Linked DNA regions of Homo sapiens: regions 1 and 3 are each linked to region 2. Evidence: read pairs that join two places in POLR2A ChIA-PET (ENCODE). Cell type or tissue: MCF 10A. All regions are shown on one strand. Each heading gives the region's core, and the rest is flanking DNA. Links, peaks and the distances in the headings are about the cores only. Region 1 overlaps CRIM1 (cysteine rich transmembrane BMP regulator 1). Region 2 overlaps CRIM1 (cysteine rich transmembrane BMP regulator 1). Region 3 overlaps CRIM1 (cysteine rich transmembrane BMP regulator 1).

The links. ChIA-PET counts read pairs that join two places held together with the same protein. Peaks named below come from ENCODE experiments on the same cell type or tissue, not always from the same donor. Only the 100,000 strongest peaks of a DNase experiment are listed, where the experiment ranks them.
Region 1: POLR2A ChIA-PET joins it to region 2 with 36 read pairs; 7 of 35 experiments call an interaction of 5 or more read pairs at or near these places.
Region 3: POLR2A ChIA-PET joins it to region 2 with 37 read pairs; 16 of 35 experiments call an interaction of 5 or more read pairs at or near these places.

What each region holds. Positions count from the first base shown.
Region 1 is chr2:36,370,358-36,374,789 of GRCh38, forward strand. The region is part of intron 1 of CRIM1 (cysteine rich transmembrane BMP regulator 1); the gene reads left to right. It overlaps LOC124907753 (a long non-coding RNA gene), which reads left to right. Exons shown (of 2, transcript XR_007086281.1): 1 at 1-4,432. Among named protein-coding and RNA genes, the nearest start is that of CRIM1, 17 kb to the left of the region's middle. In MCF 10A, for the core only: no CTCF peak of the experiment used is centred there; DNase peaks (open chromatin) are centred at 924, 1,864 and 2,964.
Region 2 is chr2:36,459,220-36,463,651 of GRCh38, forward strand. The region is part of intron 4 of CRIM1 (cysteine rich transmembrane BMP regulator 1); the gene reads left to right. Among named protein-coding and RNA genes, the nearest start is that of CRIM1, 110 kb to the left of the region's middle. RefSeq lists an enhancer at 1-58 and silencers at 1,547-1,841, 1,967-2,261. In MCF 10A, for the core only: a CTCF peak has its summit at 814 (motif pointing left); DNase peaks (open chromatin) are centred at 772 and 2,292.
Region 3 is chr2:36,359,657-36,364,088 of GRCh38, forward strand. The region is part of intron 1 of CRIM1 (cysteine rich transmembrane BMP regulator 1); the gene reads left to right. Among named protein-coding and RNA genes, the nearest start is that of CRIM1, 6.1 kb to the left of the region's middle. In MCF 10A, for the core only: no CTCF peak of the experiment used is centred there; DNase peaks (open chromatin) are centred at 2,005 and 2,795.

The sequences.
Region 1 (4,432 bases), core at 282-4,281, 89 kb before region 2:
TTTTTGTTGGCAGTAGATGAAATTATTTTCAAACACTGCCCTGGGAAAAGGTGAGCCCTCAGCAACCAAGTTTATTGACTGTCTATTCAGGAAATTGTATTAGTTGCTTTGGAAAGAGAAAGGAAAAAGAAAAGACTTTCTGCCAACTGAGGGCTGGAAAACTTGAGGGAGATAAAGTATTTACATGCTTTAATAACATAAAGCATGTCCAAAAGAAATACATAATTACAGCTATGTTTGGCACTGAAAATAATCCAGGTTATTATATTTTTAAAATTGTGTGTGAATATGTAAGTGAATGCCCTTGAGTCAGAAATGCTTGAGTGATAATATTTCTTGAGAGAATGGAAAAGTAGATGGTATTAGGAGCTAAAAAGAGAGAGAAGGGATAAAGGATGACCACTAGTTAAGAAGGAACAGTGAACTTTTTTTCTTTAGAGGGGACATATTTCATATGCATAGTTATTCCCCCTCTACTTCTAATCTTAGTATAATAAGCATTTAACTTCCCATAGGACCTTAGCAGTCTGCATGTTATTACTAAAAGCCCACAGGTAAGGGAAAATTAGACCCCTAAATTAAAGACCTGACCATCTTGCTCCTGAAGTTTTAGGTTTTCCAACTTTATTTCCAGTGTATCTTGGACAAAGACCCTTTGAGAGCTCAGAAAATTAGGAGATGTGGTCAACACATTCTTCTTAATATCTAGTGCAACCAAAGACTTGGCCAGCAACTAAGGCCAGCAACTGGAAAATGGGTGTGGTGTCAGGTTTCAGACGCCCCCATAGTTGTCTTCACGTCCTTTAATATGTGTTGGCATCCCTCAAGCCCTGCCAGTTTATGCTCTTTCCTTTGTGAAGCCTTCCTGCCCTGCCCAGGAAAAAGTAATGCCATCCCCCATCCCCCATCCCCCAGTGACCATAAATAGCACTTTCTCCTTCCCCTGTTATAGCACTTTTCATACTGTGTTAGAGTTCACATTTCTGTCTCTCTGCCTCATTGTGATCTATTTGAGTGCCAGGATTGTGTGTTATTCTAGCGCTTGGCACACAGGAAGAACTCAATGAGCATTTGTTGACTAAATCTAGACTCAAGGTCATCCAAGATATTATACAAAAACTTTTTCATCGAACCATTTGGTCTGCATTGTGGAAACTGAAACGAATGGCACTCCCCGTTAAGAGAATCCCAGTGAGAAGCCATAGCATTGCAGGAGGAAGCTCAAACTGGTTAACTTTGCTCATGCCGATCAGTCTTAGAATTTTTTGTAATGTTTCCATGATGAATTAGTTTCAGCTGTATTTTTTTGGCAAATATTTAAAGATAATTTTTATTTGTGTGGACTTTTCTTCTTGTCAGTTTGTCATAAAGGTGTCATCTTTCATTCACTAACCCCTTATCAGCTTATAGGAATTTTCCTCGTGGGTGGTTGCTTGTAACCTTCTCTTGACTGCCAGGGATCTGATATACTAAACGGTTGAGATACTGTGGTGATCAGCTGCTTGTAAACAATAACTGATAAATCGGTTATAAATTATCAACACACTTCAGATGACCATATCATCATGACTTGGTGATAGCAAAATAGACTTCTGAATTCTCAGCTAATCCAGGATTGTGTCTTAACAAACATTTATGTTGATTAATCAGGAGGGTGTTTAGTTTAAGAAACATGTACTGAATGTTCAATATGTGAGTGCCAAGTGCAGTGTGGTGCAACCTGTTTACTGCTTCAGGTGATCTCCAGATATCCTAAGGAATTTTTAACTGTACAGCTTCTTTGGGGAAGGAAATCCTAAGCCAACAACCTGAGGGTGGAAGTGTGTGACTGGGAATAATTAAAATGCCTCACAATGGTTCGAGCAGGAATTCCATAGGAATGCACTTTAAGGCATTTAGGAAAGCAAAATTCCGTTTGGATTTACTCCAAACCCTATGACTTCAGAGACAGGAATTTTTGATGATTAGTGGCTGGAGCCCCAACTTGTTATTTAGTAATTCCACATTCAGTGTGGAATTGTTTTTTCTGTAGCACTAGTTATAAGTTCTTTGTTTGTTTTTCTAAAGGTTTTAAGGAGGTTTACAAATTAAGATGGAATAAGACATTAGAAACTTAAGGATACATAGCAAATTAAAACCTTGATACATTTGGTGCTAAGCTTTTCAGCTGCTAAAGATAGAGAGTTTTGGCCAAGATAAAGTATATAGAGTCAAAGACACATGCAGAATTCTCCTGGATATAAGTTCAGGTACCTGTGCCATTTTATCACTTTAGTCAATGTGCCCATTTTCTTAGGGCAGGTTTAATTTTCTGCTGCGGCATGGCCCTTCAGCTTTCCCAAGTTTACGATGCTCATCTCATACCTGATGGAAATTGTTGATAATGTTAGTGTATGGTTGGTGGCTTTCCCAGTAGCCCACTTCAGATCCTTTTATTGGTCATCACCAGTTACAAAAGTTTTAGGAAAGGGAAGGAGAGAAGCTGGAACTGATGGCTAAGTAAAGTTATAGCTGTAGAGCTCTGGTTGTCCATAATGAACAGTGGCAATGAACAGTGAAGATTTAAGCAAGGTTATTTTTTGAGGGTCCACTGATGATTTTCCTATAACTCGTTAAAAATATTTTTAAAACTTTTATATGGCTTCATATAAAAAAAGCTTAAAAATCTGTTCCCAGACTTCCTAGGCAGGTATGTTTTCTTTTCAGTGTTGCCTTCTCTAAGACTTTATCAGCAGAAGGAGTATTTGAGCTGATGGCAAATGCTGCCAAAATGAGAAGTGTGTGTGTTTCTCAAAACTCATGATCCCACAGTTAAATCGAGGGTGTGGGTAAAGGACCCAGAACTGTTCTTGCTGATGGAATAGCACACTTTTCCTCAGACATTAGTAGAGTAAATGAATGGAGGCAGAGGATTGGGAAACACTCTTGAAGGAGGGAGTGCCCATCAGCCTGTAAGCCAAAGTAAACAGTTCTTGTAACTGAAAAATAGACTTCCTGGAAGGAGAGAACCAGAGAAGTGGGTGTGAAGTGCAACCAGCAAGTACCATTTTCAGTGATACAGACAGCTGGCTTAACCTGAGTCCTGACAAGAACCTCTCAGAGCTATTTGGGGAAATCAGTTGCTTGAACCAGCCTTTGACTGGCCTATCGTTCCTACAGCTGTACCCAAAGATGGCACTTGGGGAGAAAAGGTCACATTTGTTTGTGATAGAGAAAGCAAACCGATGGGGCATTTTGAGAGGTAGAAATGAAGTCATCATTTGCGGAGCCGGTGGACCAGCAGAATGGCCGTGGGAAGGTATCCCTGAACCTGTATGTGTGGAAATGCAGGCATTCTCTGTCAGTCTTTTGTCACAGTGAGAAAATGTCATTACAGTGGACAGCTATGCACACGTTGGAGATTATGTGATGTGTGCATGTGCATCCATGTGTACAACATACACCCATGCAAAAATTGCTCACAGGGTCATGTGCGTGTCCTGGTAGTCTGTTATGTCCATTCTTCTGTAATAGGAGTATGTTTTTCAAACTGAAGCTGTTAGGTTCTGTTAATTCCAACAGAACAAAAAAAAATCTGCCTCTGGCCATCATTCGTTAATTTACATAGATTAGATACATGTAGTCTGTCTCCTAAGTGGCTTACATAAAGCCGTGGGCGTCTTTTCCTGTGTCTCCTCTTCGGCAGTTCCTAAGGCACCTACCAGGTTTATAGTTGCTGATGTCCTACCCATACTATGTGTCAAGAAAGGTAGACTCAAAAAGGATTGATGCAGATATTCCTTAGAAGTTTTCATGCCCAAAGATTCTTGGACCTTAGTTGCATGAGGGAAGAGGCCTTGCCTCGTGAAAGGAGACCGAAGCCCCTTATTAAAGGGGTCACTCAGAAAAAGGTGTTATCTAAATTCCCTCTTTGTAGTTTTATTTCTTCAATGTATTCCCCATCACTAGCTGTGTGTGCTGGAGCCAAATGTTGGGCCCACTGCCATCTTTTAAAGAATGCTACTGTAAAGGGATAACTTTACTAGACAGTTTGGGAAATAGAAGAAACAATTATCTAAAATGCTCTTGTTCCAAACACAAAAACTAGCTTCATGTTTTTGTGTATAACCCTGCCTAGTCTTACTCTGTAGACATCCTTCCCCCCACACCCATCGTGTATGTTTTTTATCCCCATCTAACATTATATCAAATACATTGTCCTATGTTGCTACCTTGTCTTCATTATTATGATTTGTCAAGCAATTGGGTTGTACTGACTGCAGTGTTACTCCTCATTTCCTTTCCCCCTTTCTTTTCCATACTACTTAAAAAGCAAGAAAGGAAAAAAAATTCTATTTAAGAGAAAATCCTATGTAGTCGTAATGGAATTTATTTTCCTGAGTGCCTGGGCGTGCTCCAAACAGATAGCTGTGATTGTGTCATCTCTTCTTAC
Region 2 (4,432 bases), core at 86-4,085:
GCAGATTCTGGAGCCGCTCCCCAAACCTGCAGAAAAACAATGTTTGAGTGGGTACCCTGGCATCTGCATTTTAAACACATTCCATAGTCTTTCCTTCCACATACTAATTTTGAAAAGCACTGTACCTAGAAGCTTGCAGTCTAAAATGTATAAAAATAAAAAATATAAAACAATACATGGTCTAACCCCTGACTTAGTATCCATGAAAAAGTTTATTTCAGATTATTGGTTGGGTACCTTTATCATTTTTTTACTATTATTTATAAGACAAGTAAGACATGCCCCCTGCACTAGAGGAATTCACAGGAGAAACAGTCTGATTTTGATTTAGTATGATGGGCCGATGCACTTCAAGAGTTACTACCGTTACGTACTGTTGCAAGTCAGAGGAGGGAAAATTAATCCTGTTTGTTTTTTGACCAGAGAAGGTCTTACAGGGTAGATGGTCTTAAGGTTGTGGGGAATTCACCAGGGGCAAGGGAGAGGCAGGGATTTGAGGCTGGGTGGACATGAGCTGTGGCTGGAGTGATAAGGGGTGGTGGCAGGTGATTGAGTGACATCAGATCATCATTGTTGCTGGAGTGTAGGGTGTGTGCAGGAACCAGTAGAATATGGAAACTAATAACAGGTAGAGGCAGACTTAGGAGCACCTTGCAAGCTATGCCCAGGAGCTCGGACTCTGACCTTCTGGCCTGCCTGGGATTGTCTGTGAAGTCCAGGAAGCAAAGGACATGAAGGGAAAGCTTAAATGTGTACTCACCGCCCTTCAGTCAGCAGAACCTCCTAAGGGGGTGAGTGCCCTCTAGGGGTTTCCATGATTTCTGAGTTCCATTGTACTCAGGCACTCAGGTGCCCACTGAGCTTGAATCCATTACCTACTTGAGAAAAAAAAAAGACAGCTTTACCAAGTCCCACCTGGCTGCAGCTGTGGTTACATTATGCAAAAATTTATTAATGTGGTACCTCGATTGATCATTATATTAACTCTAAGGATTACATTAGAGGCTTTATTTTTCTGGTTACTTGCAAATACAGGTTGCATCTTCTTTGAAGTTAAAAAGCCCTTAGCCCACATATTGTATGATTCCATTTATATGAACTATCCAGAATTGGCAAGTCCATAGAGACAGAACATAAATTAGTGGTTGCTAAGGGCCGGAGATCAGGGGAAAGGGAGTGACTGCTAGTGAGTACAGGATTTCTTTTTGAGATGATGAAAATGTTCTGAAATTAGGTACTAGTGATGGTTATACAACCTTGTGAGTATAAAACCACTGAATTGTGTACTTTAAAAGGGTGAATACTTATCGTAAGTGAATTATATCTCAATAAAGCTGTTTTGTTTCATTTTTTAAAACCTTAGCACTTCTGCTCAAGGTCATGCAAATAGCTCTGCCTGGGGTGGCCTTTATGAATTCACAGTAGAGAAATCTCAGTGCTCTCCTCACTTTCTTTTGTGTTTTTGTTTTGTTGTGTTACTGTTATTCCTGTCTTGTTCCTCTGCAGTTCACTTCCACTTAAGAAACATTTATATGACTAGACATGATAGGTACTAGAAGAGCTTATGTTAAGGTGAGTCCTCAAGTTACCACAAAATAGAGAAAGAGGGTGCTGTAAGAAAAGTGTGGTGTTTGGGGGTTCAGAGAAGAAGCTGTTATCCGAGGTTGGCCTAGAAAGACAACTGGGCATAAGGGCTGGATGAGGAATGTGCAGAGGCCATTAGGGCAGGCAGTGCAGAGACAGCAAAGTGCGGACTTATTTGGAGAAAAGAGCATGACCGTAGCAATGGAAAATGAAGGGAAATACTGGGAAACAGAATTGAGAAAGGGTTATATGGACTTCAGAGTGTTGAATGCTAGGCTGAGAAAGTGATACATAAAATGAGGAGTAATGGAAGATAAATTTTGACTGCAGAAGTTTGGGAACTGAGCCTTAGGATGGGTGTAGCATGGTTTGGGAGAGACAGAGACGTGGGCAGGGGGAGATTGGACTAGAACTGGAAATTGGGGAGAGGGCTTCAGAAATGAGGGGTAAGTGTTGAAATCAGCTCACTGCAGCTTTTCTCATGAAATGCTGTTTGCTCTGCCCCTTTTGTGTTCTCCTTTCCTTTGCTTGCTCCTTATCCAGAGATGGGGATAAAGGGAGGGAAAGATTAGGGAGGACAAAAAGAATTAAAATGAAGAGAAAGAATGTGGTGAGGACGGTACAGGTTGCATGCGTCAGTTCTTCTGTAGTTCAGCATTTCCTGTTCATGACTCAGTAGAGGAAAATCTAGTCTCTTCTAGTGGAAAACACAGAGAACAGGAAACCCTATTTAAAATCAGGTCACTTGACTAAGCTGTGTAACTCCTGTTCCCATCGGTGAAAGGGAAGAATACCTCCTGCAGTGTGTGTTAACCAGAGAATCTAGAATAATCTTACTGAAGAATTTTTTAAAACTACATGGGACTCATATCATTTGTAGATATAACAGACTTCCTGGGCAAATATGGGTCATGATGGGGTCCCCTTTTGTTACCTGACAGAGTGAATGTAAACATACCTGTTAAAAGATAACTCATGTGAGTTGTATTATGTTGAAAATAAGGAATTGCTATTTGACCATTTCGAACTGCAAAACTGGCAGTTTCAGTAAGGTTTTAACCTAATAGATAGCTACCCAATAGATATCTGACCTAAGCCCAGATTTTTACCTTTTGTGGTTCTTTCATCAGCTCTTTCTTGATTAAGATGCTAATTTCACGTTCAGGGGAAGCTGTGAAAAGTCAAAAGATGGCAACAGGTAGATCAGAAGGCTTTGCAGGGAAGGAAACAAGGAGACAGGAGCTGGGGTCACACCAGCTAGCAAAACCAGGATCTTTATTATGCAGTCAGTTTAGTTGTAAAGATTCAGCATAAAACATTTTCCTTTCCTAGGTGGGTTAATAGGTGGTTGGGTGCAACTTCAGCTCTTCTGTAGCCTGCTGGAGACAACTTGTAAGGGACTTTAAAAAAAAAATAGGAATATTTAAATGTTAGGAAGACGTAATGCATATAATGTTTACTCTTTGGGTGACAGGTACACTAAAAGCTCACACTTCACCTCTATGCAATATATGTCTATAAGAAACTTGCACTTGTACTCCCTAAATGTATTTTTTAAATTGTAAATTTTTTAAACAAATGTTGGGAAAATAGGTCAAACATAAAAGGGGAAAAAAGACTTCATGGCAGACTTAGTCATGGTGTTCAGTGTGGTGTGACTCCTAACAGCATAGCAGAGAACCCAGCACGTAAGTGCACGTGTTCAGTAAAGGTTGTTCAAGTGTTGAAGGACAACATCTGAAGAGGTATTTTTTGGTTGACTGTACACTCTCAGGTGTTTAGAGTAGAATGATTCCCTGGAGCACGTGTGTAGGCAAGAATGTGGAATCATAGAAGATTTGTAAGAGAAGGTTAATCAGCTATTCTTGCGGGATGCTTTCATTGTAATCACATCTACACATTGGGGCCAGGGTGTGGCCTGTCAGTATTCTAGCCCCATTTATCTATAAACTCCAGAGAGTTTTAAGTTGTACAGAGTGCCAAGTACAATAAATGTAAACAATATAATGTTACTGTTATATCACAGCAGTATGATTATGTGCTTACCACTGCAATGGCTAGGGATATAAGCGTGACAAAGTATGGGATGACCTTATCAGGCACTAAAAGCCCAGCTCACATTTACTCAGCGCTAGAAAATGATTGTCCTGCAGGAATATAGCGTATGAATTGAGAGCTCCAAGCTCTACTCACACAAAACAGGCAAACCTTTACTTGAAACCACTGGTAGAAATACAATTGCAGCAAAACCTGAATGACCTAACACCCTCTTCTCCCAGGAATCCAATAGAACTGCCACCCCACATGGAAGAATCCTCAAGGAGCCTACCTTGGGGTGATAGTGGGGTGTTTAAAGCCACCTTTCCAGTGGCTTTAATAGTCCTTGATGCAAATCATAACCTAAAGTAATTTCTTTTCTAGTTCCATGGTTAACTATAAATGTAATTAAATCTCTGGGCCTCATTATTGAAGTACTTGTGGACTATAAGCATATTTTAATTTATTAAAGATCCAAAGAACAATAAGTGAACAAACCAATTACTTAAATAAGAAGGGGGGACAAAAGCACAATTAATGAATGTATTGATAGTTTTCCCTGCTGGGAACATTACCTTTCCTGATCTTGACCTCTACCGTATGTAAATACCCACATACTTCCTGCCAGGATGTCTTTTTTTAGGATGTCTTCCTTTTACTCCTGTCAACCTGGGAACTCCCGCCGTCATCTTCTCCACCCTCTGACCCATACATCTCTCCCCAGGGGAGTCCCAGGGCAGAAATCTAGCGGCTCTTTCCTCATCTTACATTCACATGCTGACACCCAGCTGCCCTAAGTTTCCTGTGTCCT
Region 3 (4,432 bases), core at 320-4,319, 99 kb before region 2:
ACCATGTGAGATGTGCACTTGGATTTCTTTTCCGCATTGTTTAGATTGTTATTAAATAAATTCTAATTGAATTATTCCTTTTGTGGTGGGGGCTGGGGGTGGTAAGTGCATTTGAAAAAATGAGCATGGAGCCTGATACCTAAAAGTTTTTCCTACTTTCTGTCAGTCTAGAAAGTGCTTTTTGGAACTTAGGAGAGTGCAGGTCTTTTTCCTCTTTCCATTCGTCTGCTAAGACCTCCTGTTGCTCTTTGCAGCATCCTAACTGGCCTGTTTTCTTGGCCAGGCTGCCTGCCTCCAGGAAAATCACCTAGAAGCCAGAGAAACAAGTGTGGATCCTGAACCCCTGAGAAAGAAATCTGGATGGAAGACATCTTTGGAGGATCGAAGGCAGAGTTTAGAAAAATTAATGAAGTGAGATTTTCTAGAAAGAAGATTTTGATTGGACAGTGAGAATTATGTTTTGAGCTAAGGGGTTGAGAGCCATTTCTTCTCCCATGTGTCATAGCGCTTTATGCTTCTATAAGGAGTGAGGCAAGGTGAGAGAGCATGACCAGCCTCTCTGGGCAGTTAAAGGGCAGATGGTGACTTGCTTTGGCAGTTTGTACAGACAGAGTGATGAGGAACCAGGTGGAGACTACTTGAGTCACTGTTCCGAGGACTCTGTTGTATTAGATTCAGGTGATAGCTAGATCAGATAAGCACCAATTTTTTTCTTGGTGACTATTTACTCAGTAGCTTCATATTTTGGAACTTAGCATTCCATCTTTTTCACCATTGCTATCTAAAAACGACCTCTTTCAGAACGCAATCCTCCTTTTATTTCCCCCAGGAATTTTAACTGTTCCTTTTACCCATTTTTCATTGGGCAGTGTGTAAGAGAACTATGTATACATAGTGGGGTACTTACAGCAAAAAACAGAATTTTGTTTCCTGAAACTTGCCATGCAAAGTTTCTTTGCTTATCCCTGGAAGACAGTCAGTGAAGATGATGGCTGCTTGGAAGAAAATGTATGCGGGATCTGCTCCAGAAAGCAGGCTGCAGGAGGCCAGATAATGAACCCAAACATTTCATTCTGCACAAGCCGCATGGAAACTACTCTCACCACTCTGTAGTAGGGCCTGAAGTTAAGAGTCCACGAATTTTAATTCACTCATTAAGTAACGGGAGGGGGGCAAAATATCAGCTTCTATAGTTAGAAAAATTAAGCTCTTGGCTTTGTTTTGGAATAATGGGTTTCATTTTTCCTCTCAGAAGTCCTTAGGTAGACAGGGAGCCCTTAGATCCCAGAGAGGAACAAGCAGAGGGCCTATAACATTATGTTAACAGGGAATGGGAAGAGAAACCAACGAAGTAAACAAGGAAATAATTAGTTCCTCCCAAAAGTAAATATTGGCAAAACATGGAGAGACCAACTATTCACTGCACTTAAATAAATGACAGGACTCAGTGACCTTCACTTTGATTGCCAGGCTTATAGAATCTTCCCTGTTATTGAGGAGTCCTGTCACATAAAACACTTGGCAAAGGGCAGATGGATTGTGTATTATCAGAATGGCAAAAATAGCAAGTCTGGAGATATTTGTTGCCATTCACACATATTGTACACTGACCAGGAAAATCTCCAAGCAAGAGGTTGGCAGTAGGGTTGTAAGCAGTCAGATTAATATATGAAGAAAACTGAACAGTCCTTAATCTGTGTAGGCATTACATCCATTTGTAGGAGGTATTTGGTGACTTGGTACAGGTTTCTTTGTTTTGTGTGGTTTGTTGAAGATGCAATGACCGGGATGAATGAGTGAACAGCTGGGTGAGGCAGGGGATGGGCATTATGAAGTTGGGGGATATATTGTAGATGAAACAGATGACCCTAAGGAGGTAATGAGGGGGTGGACTAAAGAATGACGAATGGGAGAAGGGAAAATATTGAATTCATCTTAGCACAAGTATATCATCCTTTGAAGAATAATCCAAAACACATTCCAGACATTAATTGTGAAATTCCTGAAAAATGTGGGTGTGCTTAACATCTCCCAGGCTATGGTGCAAGCAGAGATGATAGTGTTGCTTTAGCCTGTAAATACAAGAGGGTAGGAGGTGGTAAAATGAGTGGAAGGGAAATACATTTAGTGAAGCGGGTTCCTGTAACACTGTGTTCCGTATGGCACGTTTGGTATCAGGATTTTGGAGACACCCCAGTAAAGCTCATTTAATTATTTGAGGGAGAAACAGTAGACTAGCCAAGCATGCATGAATAACACATTGAAAGCTTTCCTTCTCAGAGGTCTAATTCTGCAAAGCTGCATTTTCAAAGATCTGACTTGCCTTTGCATGGAAATCAGTCATTCATTCATTGGTCTTCTATGCTGTACAAGGCCTTCTGCTGGGGTGAGGGGGAAACTAGGGAGCCCGGGGACCTCTCCAACATATTCTTTGCTCTGTACACTTAATCAAGATAAGAAATAAAGACAGCAAGACTGCAAAAAGTCTATTATGTAGACTTGCAAAAAGTCTACATAATAATATAAATTCAAGCCAAGTAGAAGTGATTTTGCAAGTCTGTGTATGATTAATTGGCTAGTGAAATATATGGATAAAATTAGTTGTAGGAATTAAAGCATCTGAAGTGATCTCTTGAGGCTCTGGTGGCAAAGCAGAAAGGGGAATTTGAATTTGAACTAGGTTTAAAAGTGTGAGTAGTAGCCCTTTCTTTTGGCAGGGGAGGTGATCCTACCCATTCTCCTTAGAGCCTGTGCAATTGGTCTCAGTGTTTCTCAACATCTAAGAATGAAGCTGCATTCTTAATGCTTTAGTAGCTGTGCTTCAAAACGGCAAGTTTCCTTTTGAGAGTGATTTTCTCTTTGTTCTAGCTTGTTTCACTAGGCGGATAAGCGTGGGCAGTAAACTGGGAGGTGTCCCTTTATCAGCACCTCTCAGCTTCACCCACCCTGCTGCTTGCCCTGGGCAGTAGCCTGGTCACATCTTTGAAAACCTCTGTTTAGTCAAGACTTCCTAAGTCAAGACAGAGGAATGGTTGAATATACCTCTATGTAAGAATACCCTCAAGGTAAACACTAAACTCTTACGTGTTTTATCTTGGGCCCACATGAAAAAAGTAAATGTTTTTAAAGAACCTATTTTCCTTTGTTAGTTGCAAAGTGAACAGGTATCAATTCCTTACCTCCCTCCTCCAGTCCCAGTTAATTCCCCACATGAAAATACCTACATGTTGGTGGAAAAGTGTAATGTTCAAGAACTTGGGGCCGGCCGTGGTGTCTCATGCCTGTAATCCCAGCACTTTGTGGGGCTGAGGCAGATGGATCGCCTGAGGTCAGGAGTTCAAGACTAGTCTGGCCAACATGGTGAAACCTTGTCTCTACTAAGAATACAAAAAAATTAGCCAGGCTTGGTGGCAGGCCCCTGTAATCCCAGCTACTAGGGAGGCTGAGGTGGGAGAATTGCTTGAACCCAGGAAGCAGAGGCTGCAGTGAGCTGAAATCGCACCACTGCACTCCAGCCTGGGCGACAAAGCAAGACCCTGTCTCAAAAAAAAAAAAAAAAAAAGAACTTGGTTTCTGGGGTCAAATCTGCACTCTGCTTCTGTGTGTCTCAGTTTTCTCATCTGTGTAGTCAGGTTAATGATAGGGTTGCTATAAGGACTCAGTGCATCCCTAATGAGCAGTTAAAAGAATGACTGGCACATGGAACATGCTTACTAACAAGGCTACTAACCAGTATAAGTGAAACAATTTTACTTGGGCTCAGTCTCTTGTTCTCTTAATCCCCATCTACCTCAGTCATTGATGGTAAGCAGTTAAGGAGGTTGGGCTCTTAGAAAGGGAGCAAATTGTTACTGAATTCAGCAGTCGTCGCCGCCCCCCCCCCCCATGACTATCTTTTTATACCTTGTCTAAATGATTTCTACAAAGTTTGTATATTTTGAGTAATGTTTTAGGTCTGATATTATTTTGCATTGATTTGTAGGAATTATAAATGTAACCATTTATCTGTGAACAAATAATTAAAAATACTTAATTTGGGGAGGAGGCGGGAACCTAGATGTGCTATAATCAGCAGTGTGCACTTTGCTTCACATTATCTTCTGGGAGGAAATTTTGCTCCTAGCTCCTGAGTGTGCACACTGATGACCACTGCAGGATTTGGCCTGGCTTGAGCAAAGAAACAGCTCGACGCCATGGGGGCTATGGTTCCAACCTGCTGCTGCAGTTGGTATAAACTAGGCAAAACCAGAAGTCAGAGGATTATCCATTCCTCTTGTTCTTTTTCTAGCTCTACCTGTTCTTCTGCCATTCTTCTGCCTGAAAATATTCATGAGCATCGCCTATGGGTCTTGTCTCTGTGCTTTACAGTAGTGACATCACTTGTGTAAGCCAGTTTTTCTGTTAGTCGTCGGTACCTCCTAGGTTCGCTGTG